2 separate regions of the Mus musculus genome follow, and region 1 is linked to region 2. Evidence: chromatin contacts called from ENCODE Hi-C data. All regions are on one chromosome and are shown on one strand. The core of a region is the stretch at or near the end of the contact, and the rest is flanking DNA. Distances in the headings are between cores, read along the strand shown.

Evidence for each region. A loop is a pair of places that touch in the nucleus more often than their neighbours do.
Region 1: a loop to region 2 is called in a map of T-helper 1 cell, with 6 times the contacts of the local background. The contact joins the promoter of Ercc1 here to the promoter of Calm3 in region 2. A Hi-C loop is called at or near these places in 2 of 37 maps with a recorded cell type or tissue (T-helper 1 cell and T-helper 17 cell).

Annotation. Positions count from the first base shown.
Region 1 is chr7:19,342,820-19,349,051 of GRCm38, forward strand. It overlaps Ercc1 (excision repair cross-complementing rodent repair deficiency, complementation group 1), which reads left to right and starts at 2,252. Exons shown (of 10, transcript NM_007948.2): 1 at 2,252-2,377; 2 at 2,787-2,898; 3 at 5,582-5,797. The coding sequence starts at 2,794.
Region 2 is chr7:16,921,909-16,927,422 of GRCm38, forward strand. It overlaps Calm3 (calmodulin 3), which reads right to left and starts at 2,124. Exons shown (of 6, transcript NM_007590.3): 1 at 1,933-2,124. The coding sequence starts at 1,935. Gm45972 (predicted gene, 45972) reads left to right here. Exons shown (of 3, transcript NR_165470.1): 2 at 507-654; 3 at 1,532-2,610.

The sequences.
Region 1 (6,232 bases), core at 1,002-3,501, 2.4 Mb after region 2:
CCTATAATAGCGGGGCGCAGGCGACCCCTGGCGGTAGAGACGAGAGTTGCAGGTTCAAGACTTGGGATACCTTTGCCCTGTGGGAGAAACACATCTCACACACGGAGTTAGGATTCTACTTAGCTTGGTATCTCACACACGCTCGCTCTCTGACATTTCAGAGATTCAGAGACACGCGTCCTTGTATTTTATTTTTTAAATGGCATGTAATTCTGTTTTGTTTTATGTGTATGAGTGTTCTGTGTACTTGGTACCTTAGGAGGTCTGAAAAGGGCGTCAGATCCCCTGCAACTGGAGTCACAGATGGTTGTGAATGCTGTGAATCTAGTCCTCAGCAAGAGTAGTCAGTGTTCTTAACTTCTGAGCCATTTCTCCAGTCCCTGGTTCTTTTTTCATGGGGGAGGGGGTAGTGGGAGAGTCTTCCTATGTATCCCTGGCTGATATGGAAGTCACTGTATAGATCAGGCTGCCCTTGAACTCACATAGATCGCCTGCTTCTGCTTCTCCAGTGTTAGGGTTGACACCAATACATCCAGAGGTTTTGGTTTTTTTGTTTGTTTTGTTCAGGGTCTTGCTTTGTGGCACAGGCTGGGCTGGAAGTCACTAAGTAGGACATAAGCTAGTTTGGAACTTGCTCCAGTCCTCCTGCCTCAGCGTTCTCGGTGCTGGGTTTACATGCGTGCTGGTGGTTGCCACCACTCACTGCGGTCTTACTGCACCCTTTTAACCTCAGCAAATGATTCCAGGTAGAGAAACTAAGGCATTCAGTGGGAACTTGCCTCTGTCAGCGCTTCCTTCACAGAACACACGGTTCAGGCGCGCCCTCTAATGGCAAGGCTTATGCACGGCACTCTGATTCCTTGGCAGCTCAACCCCTTTCCTTCCTAGGATCAACGGTTACTTACTATTAAATTTGATAAATTAACTAGTTTTGAGTCAGGATCTTATTTTGTAGCTCTGGCTGACCTGGAAATCACTCTGTAGGTCATGCTGTCCTCGAACTCACCGAGATCCGCCTGTCTCTGCCTCGTGTGTTGGGATTAAATGTGTGAGCCATTTCGCCTGGCTACTATTAATAGTTCTGTTTTGTATCACACTTCCAAAGGCCTGGGGCCATGGCTCAATAGTAGTGTCTCTGCCTAGAATTCACAGCGTAGGCATGTGCTTGTACACACACACACACACACACACACACACACACACCTCACAACTAGGAAAACATTAAAAAAGATATAGAGGGATTACATATGATGACCTTTGGGCGTGCCCTCTCTCAATACACGAAGACCAAAAGAAAATGGAGAATACGTTGGTAAATGCATGCAAAATTTTAAATGGAGAATTTTTAAAAGTATGAACTCGAAGGAAAGATTTGCAGCCTAATGAAGTGACTAACAGCATCAGCCCTTAAGCATCACTCCAACAAATGGGCGGTAATCAAAAGATGCTCATCTCCTTTTCCTCCCCCTTTTTAATTTAAAAAACCGTTGAATTGCTCATTTCGAAAAAATGGGCAAAGGATATGAGCCAATCTTTGTTAAAAGGAATAGGCAAAGGAAATGAGCAAGAACAAAAAATATATAAGACCATTAAACTATTTCCTTAGCAATCACAGAACTACAAGTTGGAACGGGGTGAAACTGTCCTTCCAGGAAATGAGTCATACTAAGTCATTCATGGGGCCCAGGTCTCGGAACACAGGTGTCCCTTCCTTCAGGAAGCCCGTCCTCACACCCCAGCTGGGTCAGGTGCCCCCTAACACGGGCTCAATGTCCTCTGGGCTCTCCCTTCCCGACCCTGCCCGCTCTGGGTTGTCCCTGTCTGACTGTCCCACTGGACTTTAAGCCACAGCTGTCGGTATCAGTCCCTGCTTGGGATGCAAGTGGGGAATGGCTTAGAATGAGTGAGTCAATGTCTGTGGGCTGAGTCCACCCACGCTTACAGGGAGGGCGTCCTCTGAAATCTCACCTCCCTCCTCTCTCTCTCTCTCTCTCTCTCTCTGTCTCTCTCTCTCTTTGTCTCTGTCTCTCTCTCCTTTCCTCCTTTCCCTCCCCCACCTCCTTTGATCATCACTGAGCCGGATCTGGAGTCTGGGAAGCGCTCAAGAGGGCCTTGGAACACAACTACTTGAAGTCAAAGTCTCCCAGGTACCAAGATGCACAAGCTTCCATCCGCCCCAAACCACAGCGGTCCTCCAGGACCATAGAGAGCAGCGCGAATAGAGTTCCCCGCTCTAACTCCTCCGGGGAGCAGCGAGACGAGCGAAGGGCCAGAGCGGCCGGAAGTGAGTCTAGCAGGAGTTGTGCTGGCTGTGCTGGCGTTGTGTCGCCTCTGTTTCCCCCCGTGGTATTTCCTTCTAGGCATCGGGAAAGACCAGGTGAGTTTTGGCAGTGCTTAGACGCAGAGCTAGGACCGAGAGGGACAGGGTGGAGGTGGATGGAGGCCGGGGATTGATGATTGGCAGCGGAAGAAGCCAATCATTGCGGAGGCTGAGACTAGGCCGGGACTGGGCGAGGCGAAAGCATCCAGGTGTGCCCCTGGGGGCGGGGCCAATTGCCTCTGAGCGAGTGTCGTGCGGGAGTAATAGCAGGTAGGCGGGGCTATAAGACCCGTAGACCAATCCGGAGTGAGAAGGAGGAAAGGGGCGGGCCCACTGGTTGGTCCTCTGGAACCTAACGCTAGCGAACCGGGCAACCTTTTGTGGGATGGGGTGGGGATACCACTGTGAGCCAGAGTTTCCCTCTGGAATATGGAAATGCCTACGACGATGTCGCCACGCCTTTCAGGCCCCAGATGGACCCTGGGAAGGACGAGGAAAGTCGGCCACAGCCCTCAGGACCACCCACCAGGAGGAAGTTTGTTATCCCACTGGAGGAAGAAGAGGTGCCCTGTGCAGGGGTAAGAGCGAAGACTTGGGGGCTCTTGGGAGTTAAAAGGATCCCTGGGACTACGGTGTGAGTTTAGGCTTGGGTTGCTTTGGAAAAATAACCTGCCATGCTCTGCAATCCTCGGTTTGCCCGTTGGTAAAATGGCATGACAGGGTGGTTAAGGGAGAGGCTGGCAGCTGGGCAATGGCCAGTGATAGCTTTTGTTTGTTTAGTTTGGGTCTTCGATTGGGTCACATGTTTCCTGGGCTAGCCTTGAAATTGATGTGTAGCTAGGGTTGGCCTTAAATCCAGTTCCTCCCATCTCCACTTCCCAAGTGCTGAGGTTATAGCAATGGAACATCCTTTTGTTTTTTGTGTGGATGTTTTGCATGCCTGTATGTCTGTGCACTACATGCATGTAGACCTGCAGAGGCCAGAAGTCATTGGCTCCCCTAGACCTGGAATTGAATCCAGATCCTCTTGAAGAGCAGCCAGTGCTCTTAACTGAGAAGGCATCTCTCTGGCCTCTAAAACATGTCTTTGTGCTGTCTGTACACACATGGATGAGTGCTGTGAAGCTCCTGTGAAGGGCAAAAGATAACCCGTGGGACTTGATTTTATCCTTGTACTGTGTAGATCCTCAGGACTGAACTGAGTGAGGTCACGAAGCTGGCAAGTACCTTTACCCACTGAGCCATCTTGCCTGCCCCCCCTTCCTTCTTTCTTTTCTTTTCTTTCTTTTTTTCTTTCTTGAGCCTTGCTATGACCTAAAACTTGCAGCAATCCTCCTGTCTCCATCTCTCAAGTGATAGGAACTTCCAGGTGCATTTCACAACACTAAACTCAGCTATGGGTTTTGTATAAGCAGTATTCTGGGTTTTCAAGTTATGGATTTGGATCTGACCTTTTTCTGTTATTATTTTGCTTTGTTTTTACATTTCTTTATGTAGTGTGGGTTGGGGGTGTACTTGCCAGGGCATTTGTGTGGAGGTCAATTCTCTGCCTCCATCTGGTAACTTTCAGGCTTCAAGCTTAGGTGTCAGGCACCACTGTCCCCTGAGCCGTCTCCTTGGCTCTGGATTTGACATTTAAGAGTTGGAAACTGGCTGTTTGTCTGTCTATCTATCCATCTATCTAAGTTTTTTTGATTTCTCTGTGTAGCCCTGGCTGTTCTGGATCTCACAGAGCTCTGCCTCTCTCTGCTTCCCAAGTGCTAGGATCAAAGGTGTGCGGCCACCACCAAAGGCTAGAAATGGAAGTTTTTGTCCTCTAAGAAAAAGAAATTGGTGATCTAAAGAGATGGCTCAGCACTTAAATGCATTAGTTGCTCTTGCAGAGGACCCAGGTTCAGTTCCCTAACATCCATATGGTGGCTTACAACCGGCTGTAATTCCAGTTCCAGGGGATCCAGTGCCCTCTTTTGACCACTGAGGGCAACCAAGAATGTACATGGTGCATGTATATACATGCAGGCAAAACACTCAATACTAATAAAATAAGAATTTAAAAGGAAACATGGAAGCTGGTTAGATGAGGCATTCACTAAGGTTGCTTGGGCCGTTTTTGTTTGGTTTTGGTTTTGAGATAGGCATTAAATATATGAGCCAGGGCTGAAGAGATGGCTTAATGGTTAAGAGCGCTGACTGCTCTTCCAGAGGTCATGAGTTCAAATCCCAGCAACCACATGGTGGCTCACAACCATCTATAATGGGTGGGATCTGATGTCCTCTTCTGGGGCGTCTGAAGAGAGCTACAGTGTACTTATATATAATAAATAAATAAATCTTTAAAAAAATGTATGAGCCATCAATGCCCATTGCTAAAGTCTTTTAAAAAAAAAGGATTTTCTGTTTTTTCTAGGGAATCCAGATTTGGTTCATGCTCCCATGTCAGATAGCTCACAATCAATTACCTATAAGTCCAGCTGCAGGGACCCAACACCTTCTCGTGGCTTCTATAGGCACACACCACACATGGGCACACATATGGCATACACACACAGACACTTATACATGAACAAAAATAAGTAGATCTTAAGAAACAAGAAAGACATCTGAGTCAAGCATGTTGGCAAACACCTCAAATCCCAGCATTGGAGATGCTGAGGCAGGAGGACCATCATAAGTTCCAGGCTAGCCTGAGCTACATAGTGAGAGTCTGATTCAAAAACAAAGCACAACAGGCCAAGTGTGGTGGCACACGCCTTTAATCCCAGCACTCGGGAGGCAGAGGCAGGTGGATCTCTGAGTTTGAGGCCAGCCTGGTCTACACAGTGAGTTCCAGGACAGCCAGGGACACACAAAGAAACCCTGTCCCAAAAAGTAACTACCAACAAAAATCCCTGTACTTGTGACGTCTTCTGAAGGATCTGGCCAGGAGGAGTAATAAGGGAATGGGCCATGGGACAACTGACTGGAGGGGAAGCTAGTCCAGAGGCTCTGAGGTGAGCAAGCTGAGGAGCCTGAGCAGATGGGTGCTGCATCCACAGGAGGGGTGGGCCCAGAGGCAGGGCTATAGGGACAGCCTAGAGCATCTCAGCCTCTGCCTCCCGAGTGCTCGGATGACAGGTGTGCACCACTGTGCCTGGCTCGCTGAGACACACAACTGAGCCATAGCCCCAGCCCTTGCTTATTCTTAGCCCCGGGGAGCATCTGGGAGGAGGGGGAGGACCTCAGTGTTTCTTCCTCATCTCCAGTCCTCCCTTCTCTCCACAGGTCAAGCCCTTATTCAGATCGTCACGGAATCCCACCATCCCAGCAACCTCAGCCCACGTGGCCCCTCAGACGTATGCTGAGTACGCCATCACCCAGCCTCCAGGAGGGGCTGGGGCCACAGTGCCCACAGGCTCTGAACCTGCGGCAGGAGAGAACCCCAGCCAGACCCTGAAAACAGGAGCAAAGTCTAATAGCATCATCGTGAGCCCGAGGCAGGTGAGAGCGGGGGATGGGCCCCTGGGGATTCTGATGGGCTCTGTTTACTCATGCCTTCTTCATGCATTTGTCACTTCATTAATTTCTGCATTCATTCATTAATATACACACCCCTTCATTCATTCATTTATTCCTTCCTGTAGATACCCCACCATTCATGCATTGGCCTATGAGCTCATGGGTTCAGGGTGCCCCAGCCCTCCCTGCTAGGGCTGTCACTCTGTTTAGGCAGCTTGGCTCCTGTCCCCAGGTCTGATCATTTCCTCAGAACCTGTAGGGAGAACCTCAGAAGTCACTGAAATGCTGCCCAAGTGATGTCGCCTGGCCGGCCTCAAACTTAGAGACCTCACCTGTGTCTGCCTCCGACTAAGGGCGTGTACCACCACGCCCAGCCTCCTGCCCCGCTTTAGAACGGAGGCTTTTGATGTCTGTGGT
Region 2 (5,514 bases), core at 874-3,373:
ATTATTTCTCAGGCTTGCCCCAGCCCCCAGCAGGTGCCAGAAAGCAATGTTAAATGAGCTCAGAAACCAAGGCCAGGGCCCCTCACCCAGGGCCAAGGAGGAGCCACAGAGCTCAGGCCAAAGTCCAGGGCCAGTTACCAGGGACTCTTCCTTCCACACCTTGCTGGATACAAACAGGAAGAGAAAACCTGGTCAGGGCCAAAGCTGGGACCCTCCTTTGGAGGTGGGGAGTGGGGGTTGCTGGCAGCTGCCCAAGCTGTAGGGCCCCTTTAGCAAGGTTCTGCTGGGGGGCGGGGGGAATGGGGTGGCGGCAAGAAGAGCCCTCAGGTCTGTGTCAGCAGTATGAGATCTGATACGTGGTGGCGGCTGCCTGTCCTCCCCAGCTTTGCCAGGGAGGGTGGTGCACGCGGTTCCCAGCCTGAGGCTGGGGGAGGGGGGATGGTGGGGAGGGCTGGGGGTGTTGTGGGTGGCAGGACCAGAGGAGAAGTAATCTATTTTGCTTCTAGAAGCTTTAGCTTTGGGCGCTGGGGAAGAGGCCTGGAAAGAACAAGTGGCCCTTGAGTCAACGAGAGGGTCCTTGGAGGTCTTCTCTGGACAAGCACTGCAGCCCCCGCCCTGAGGGATGGAACTGGGCATCTGTCACTGACCCAAACGGTACTGTATTGCGCTGTCATTTGGCACAGTGAGGAGAAGCAGGTGCATGAAGCTGGAGGAGAAAGGCAGCCCTCCTAGCCTGGAAGGGACAATGAGGGGGCCAAGCTTCCTGGCTTAGCCATCATTTGATGCACCCCAAACTTTGACCCCAGTCCTGTATCATGCAGCTTCAGTGCGCAATAGGGCCCTGAACAACTCCGCCCACCTGCTCCCACTGCCTCAGTGCCTTCAGCCTGGCCCAGCCCCATTCTTGCCAAGGCAAAGGGAGCACACAGCTACTCCTTCAGGTCCTCTGCTGCAGCCCATGACCAAGCCCGAGTCATCAGCCTTTGTGTCGGGACCTTTCCCCGGAGACACCCACCTCTAAACCTAGTCCTACCTCAGCCACCATTCATTGTCTCCTACACTTCTCTAGAAGGCTGTCCAACCTCACCCCCACCACCCAAACTCAAGTCCTTCCCTAGCCCTCACCTTGGAAACCCCGTTTTTTCTCTGACCCAAACAAAACACGCCTTACAAACCCCAACCTCTCTTTCTAGTGCAACAACCTAGACCTCAGAATCCTTCCTAGCTACCCCCAACCAAGTTCTCCACAAGGCTCCCTGGTTCCCCACACTACCCGTGATCACATCCCCACTCCTTTAAAAACATTTCTGCGACCCCCAACTCTCCTCAGTCCCCTTCTGGGTCCTCACAGGCTCCAAGAGCATCTTCTAGCCTCTGCTGCCACCCACCTCGGGCTCCTCCTTACCTCAGCCTGCACCTGACCCTTCTCCTCTTCCTCCTCCTCTTGGCAATGCTTGTCCTTGGAGACCCCTCCCCCACCGGGGTCTACAGTGCACAAGTGACCCAGGATCCCCATCTATCCTCTCTGCAGAACACTCCCTAGGAACCGACCGGTCCCCCTCTCCGCTACCCACAGCCACCCCTCTAGGAGCAGCCTCCTGCATTCCTCCAGGACCCAAAGCCTTCATCGCCGGCGTTTCCTATTTCCTCCTCCCGGGGACCGGGTAGATGTGATTCTAAAACCAATCGCCCGGAGAGGGATCCGAATGCTGCCTGGGAGGTGGCGGGGGTGGGGATGTCCTGGAGCTCCTCATTTGAAGCCTCAGACTGTCTGTTTGGGGGTCCTACCAATTCCATCTGCTGCTAAAACCGCTTCTAGAAGTCCCAAGGGCCGCATGGGAGGTCCCGAGGGGCCCGGCCTCTCCCTCCCAGGGTTCGCTCGCCATCTCCGGGATGGGGGGGTCTCCACCCGACTTCAGCCGCCTCACTCACCATGGCGAGGCACCGGTATCCGGAGCTCGGGGATCGAGGTTACTCTGGCGGCGGCAGCAGCTGCAGCAGCTCGAGCTCCGCCGCGCGTCCGCGCCTCCACACTCTTTGCCCGCAGCGCGCGCCACCGCCGCCGCCGCCCGCCCCAACGGTCCCTCAACGGCCGCCGCGCGCGCCCCGCCTCGCCCGGCCCCGCCCCAGACGGCTCGCGCGCTCCCGCTGCACTGCGGCTTCCTACGGATCCCTTCGCGTCAGGCTCGTGCGGCTCGCCCCTTCCACAGAGCCCAGCGAATCTGCTGCCGCACGGGCACGCGCACGCGCGTTCCCCACCGCGGGGACTACTTTCGCTCTCGGCGCTCTCGGCCCCTTGCATCCGCTCCGCTTTCCTCTCTGGCGGAAGGGCACCGGTTTACGGAGAGTGACACGTCTCTGTGTGAGCCACGCCGCTATTGGACCCGCCTCGTGGCGGAAATGAGAACGCAACTCCGATTGGTCCGGCCTTCCCTGCAATGCGTCAAACTGGGGCGAGCCACCGCGCGGTGTGCGGGGGGCAGCACGACCTGTGTGGCTCTGTGGAGCCGCGAGGAATAGAGGGGCTAAGACGGAAACAGGGTGGATGTTGGAGAAGCAAATACGTTGTCTCTATGGCTCGGAAATAAAAATGGGTTGGGGGAAGAAGCAGAAGGACTTTCTTCTCTCTCCCTTTGAGCAGATACAAGATGGTTTAATCCAAAATCGTGGGGTCTAGGAGCCTGGCCTGAACCGGCTCTTCACAGTGGTTGGCTCTTCAAGGTTCCGCTGGTCTCCTGAAGGTTCCACCCTCTACGCGTACAATTTGCTGGGATGGCTGAGTGGGTGAAGGCGCTTGCAGGCAAGCTAGAAACTGTGAGTTCGATCACCGGAACTCACGTGGTGGTTTGGAGAACAGACTTCCACAAAGAATTGTCCTCGGACTTCCACATGCGCGCTGTATAAATAAGTTCAAACAAACAAACAAACACAAATCTAAAACACGCACAAAAGCAACATGTGGGGATCTGGACTTGACTCTTGATCTCAGGATCTGTACCCAGAACAATCTCTGGATGCAGAATGTTTTCATTCATTCATTCATTCATTCACTCATTCAGCCAATTAAACATGAATTGGGCACTGCTGTCTGCACAGATCTGGTGCCGGGCTGTGCTGGTGACATCACACTTCTCAACCATTCTCTTGTCACCTAGACAGTGTGACTCACTTCTTATTCTAGGGATTCCAGGCACAGAAAGAAAAAGAACTGTTGCTAAGGGCACCTGAGACAACTGTATTGTATACCATAGTGTATATACTGTACATTACTGTACAGAGCCCTCGTATAGGATGGGAGTTGGCATTTTCTTCCTTCCTTTATTTATTTATTTATTTATTTATTTATTTATTTATTGAGACTGTGTAGCCCTGAGCCCTGGTTGGCCTTCAGAATCAAAGGCATGCATCGACACTCCAGGGCAAGAACTGACAGAGAAGGGGGGTGGGGGGAGAGAGAGAGAGAGAGAACTTCTAGGGTCAGAAAACTTTTTTTTTTTTTTTTTGGTGGGGAGGGAGAGACTGGGAGAATATAGTCTTTCTGTAAATGCCGCCTGTGGACATCTCTTAAATCTGCTCTCAGGAAAGAAAATGTGTCTAGTGCAGAAGGAAATAAAACTGATAGAGCAGAGGCAGAGAGGAGGGAGGATCTTGTTGACATTGGTTTAAATGTCTGCAACCTGTAAACTGAGATTTACAACCTGTAGGTCTTGACCCCCTTGTGGCTTGCATATCAGATATCTTGCATATCAGATATTTACATAATGACTCATAACAGTAGCAAAATTACAGGTTTGAACTAGTAATCAAACAATTTTTTAAAAGATTTTTATTTATTTATTACACACAGTGCTCTGTCTGCATGTATGCCTGCAGGCCAGAAGAAGGCACCAGATCCCATTACAGATGGTTGTGAGCCACCATGTGGGTGCTGGGAATTGAACTCAGGACCTCCAGAAGAGCAGTCAGTGCTCTTAATCTCAGAACAGTATCTCCAGCCCACAATGAAATAATTTTATGATTTGGAGTCCCCAGTACTTGTATGGGGTTTTTGCAGCATTAGGAAAGTTGAGAACCACAGACTTAATGACATTAAAATGTGTTCTCTCTTTTTTTGAGTCAGGGTATCTTAGTTTGGTTTCTATTTCTGTAATAGAGGCCATTTCTAAAACCAGCTTGGGGGAAGAAAGGGTCTGTCTTAGTCAGGGTTTCTATTCCTGCACAAACGTCATGACCAAGAAGCAAGTTGGGGAGGAAAGGGTTTATTCGGCTTACACTTCCATACTGCTGTTCATCACCAAAGGAAGTCAGGACTGGAACTCAAGCAGGTCAGGAAGCAGGAGCTGATGCAGAAGCCATGGAGGGATGTTCTTTACTGGCTTGCTTCCCCTGGCTTGCTCAGCCTGCTCTCTTATAGAACCCAAGACTACCAGCCCAGAGATGGCACCACCCACAATGGGCCCTCCACCCTTGATCACTAATTGAGAAAATGCCTTACAGCTGGATTTCAAAGAGGCATTTTTCTCAAGGAAGGCACCTTTCTCTGTAATAACTCCAGCTTGTGTCAAGTTGACACCCAAAGCCAGCCAGTAGAAGTCTGTTTAGCTTACAGGCTACAGTCCTTTGCTTTTGTTTTTGTTGTTTTGTTTTTTTGAGACAGGGTTTCTCTGTGTAGCCCTGGCTGTCCTGGAACTCAATTTGTAGACCAGGCTGGCCTCGAACTCAGAAATCTGCCTGCCTCTGCCTCCCCAGTGCTGGGATTAAAGGTGTGTGCCACCACGCCTGGCTTGCTAAAGTTCTTCTTGAAGGAAAGGCAGGGCAGGAACTCAGGGCAGGAACCAGGAGGTAAGAGCTGAAGCAGAGACCATGGAGGACCCCTGCTCCCTGCTTGCTCCTTATGGCTTGCTCAGCCTGCCTTCTTAGGGCGTTCTGAACCACTTGCTCACACAGATCATCAATCCAGGAGACTCCCCAAACGCTTGCTCACAGGCCAATCTGATAGGGGGATTTTCTCAATTGAGGTTCCCTTTCTCAGATGAATCTAGCTTGTGTCAAGTTGCAATAAAACTAACCTGTACACAGGGTCTTACTATGTAGCCCGGGCTAGTCTTGATTCTCCTGCCTCAGCTTCCTCAGTGTTGGGATTGCAAGCACATACCATTAGTGTATAACTCTTTTTTAAAATTTTATTTATAAGCTGGGCGTGGTGGCACACACCTTTTTTTTTAAAATTTATTTATTATATGTAAGTACACTGTAGCTGTCTTCAGACACTCCAGAAGAGGGCATCAGATCTCATTACAGATGATTGTGAGCCACCACGTGGTTGCTGGGATTTGAACTGGGGACCTTCGGAAGAGCAGTAGGCACTCTTAACCACTGAGCCATCTTGCCAGCCCCCGGCACACACCTTTAATCCCAGCACTCGGGAGGCAGAAGCAGGCGGATTTCTGAGTTCGAGGCCAGCCTGGTCTACAGAGTGAGTTCCAGGACAGCCAGGGCTATACAGAGAAATGC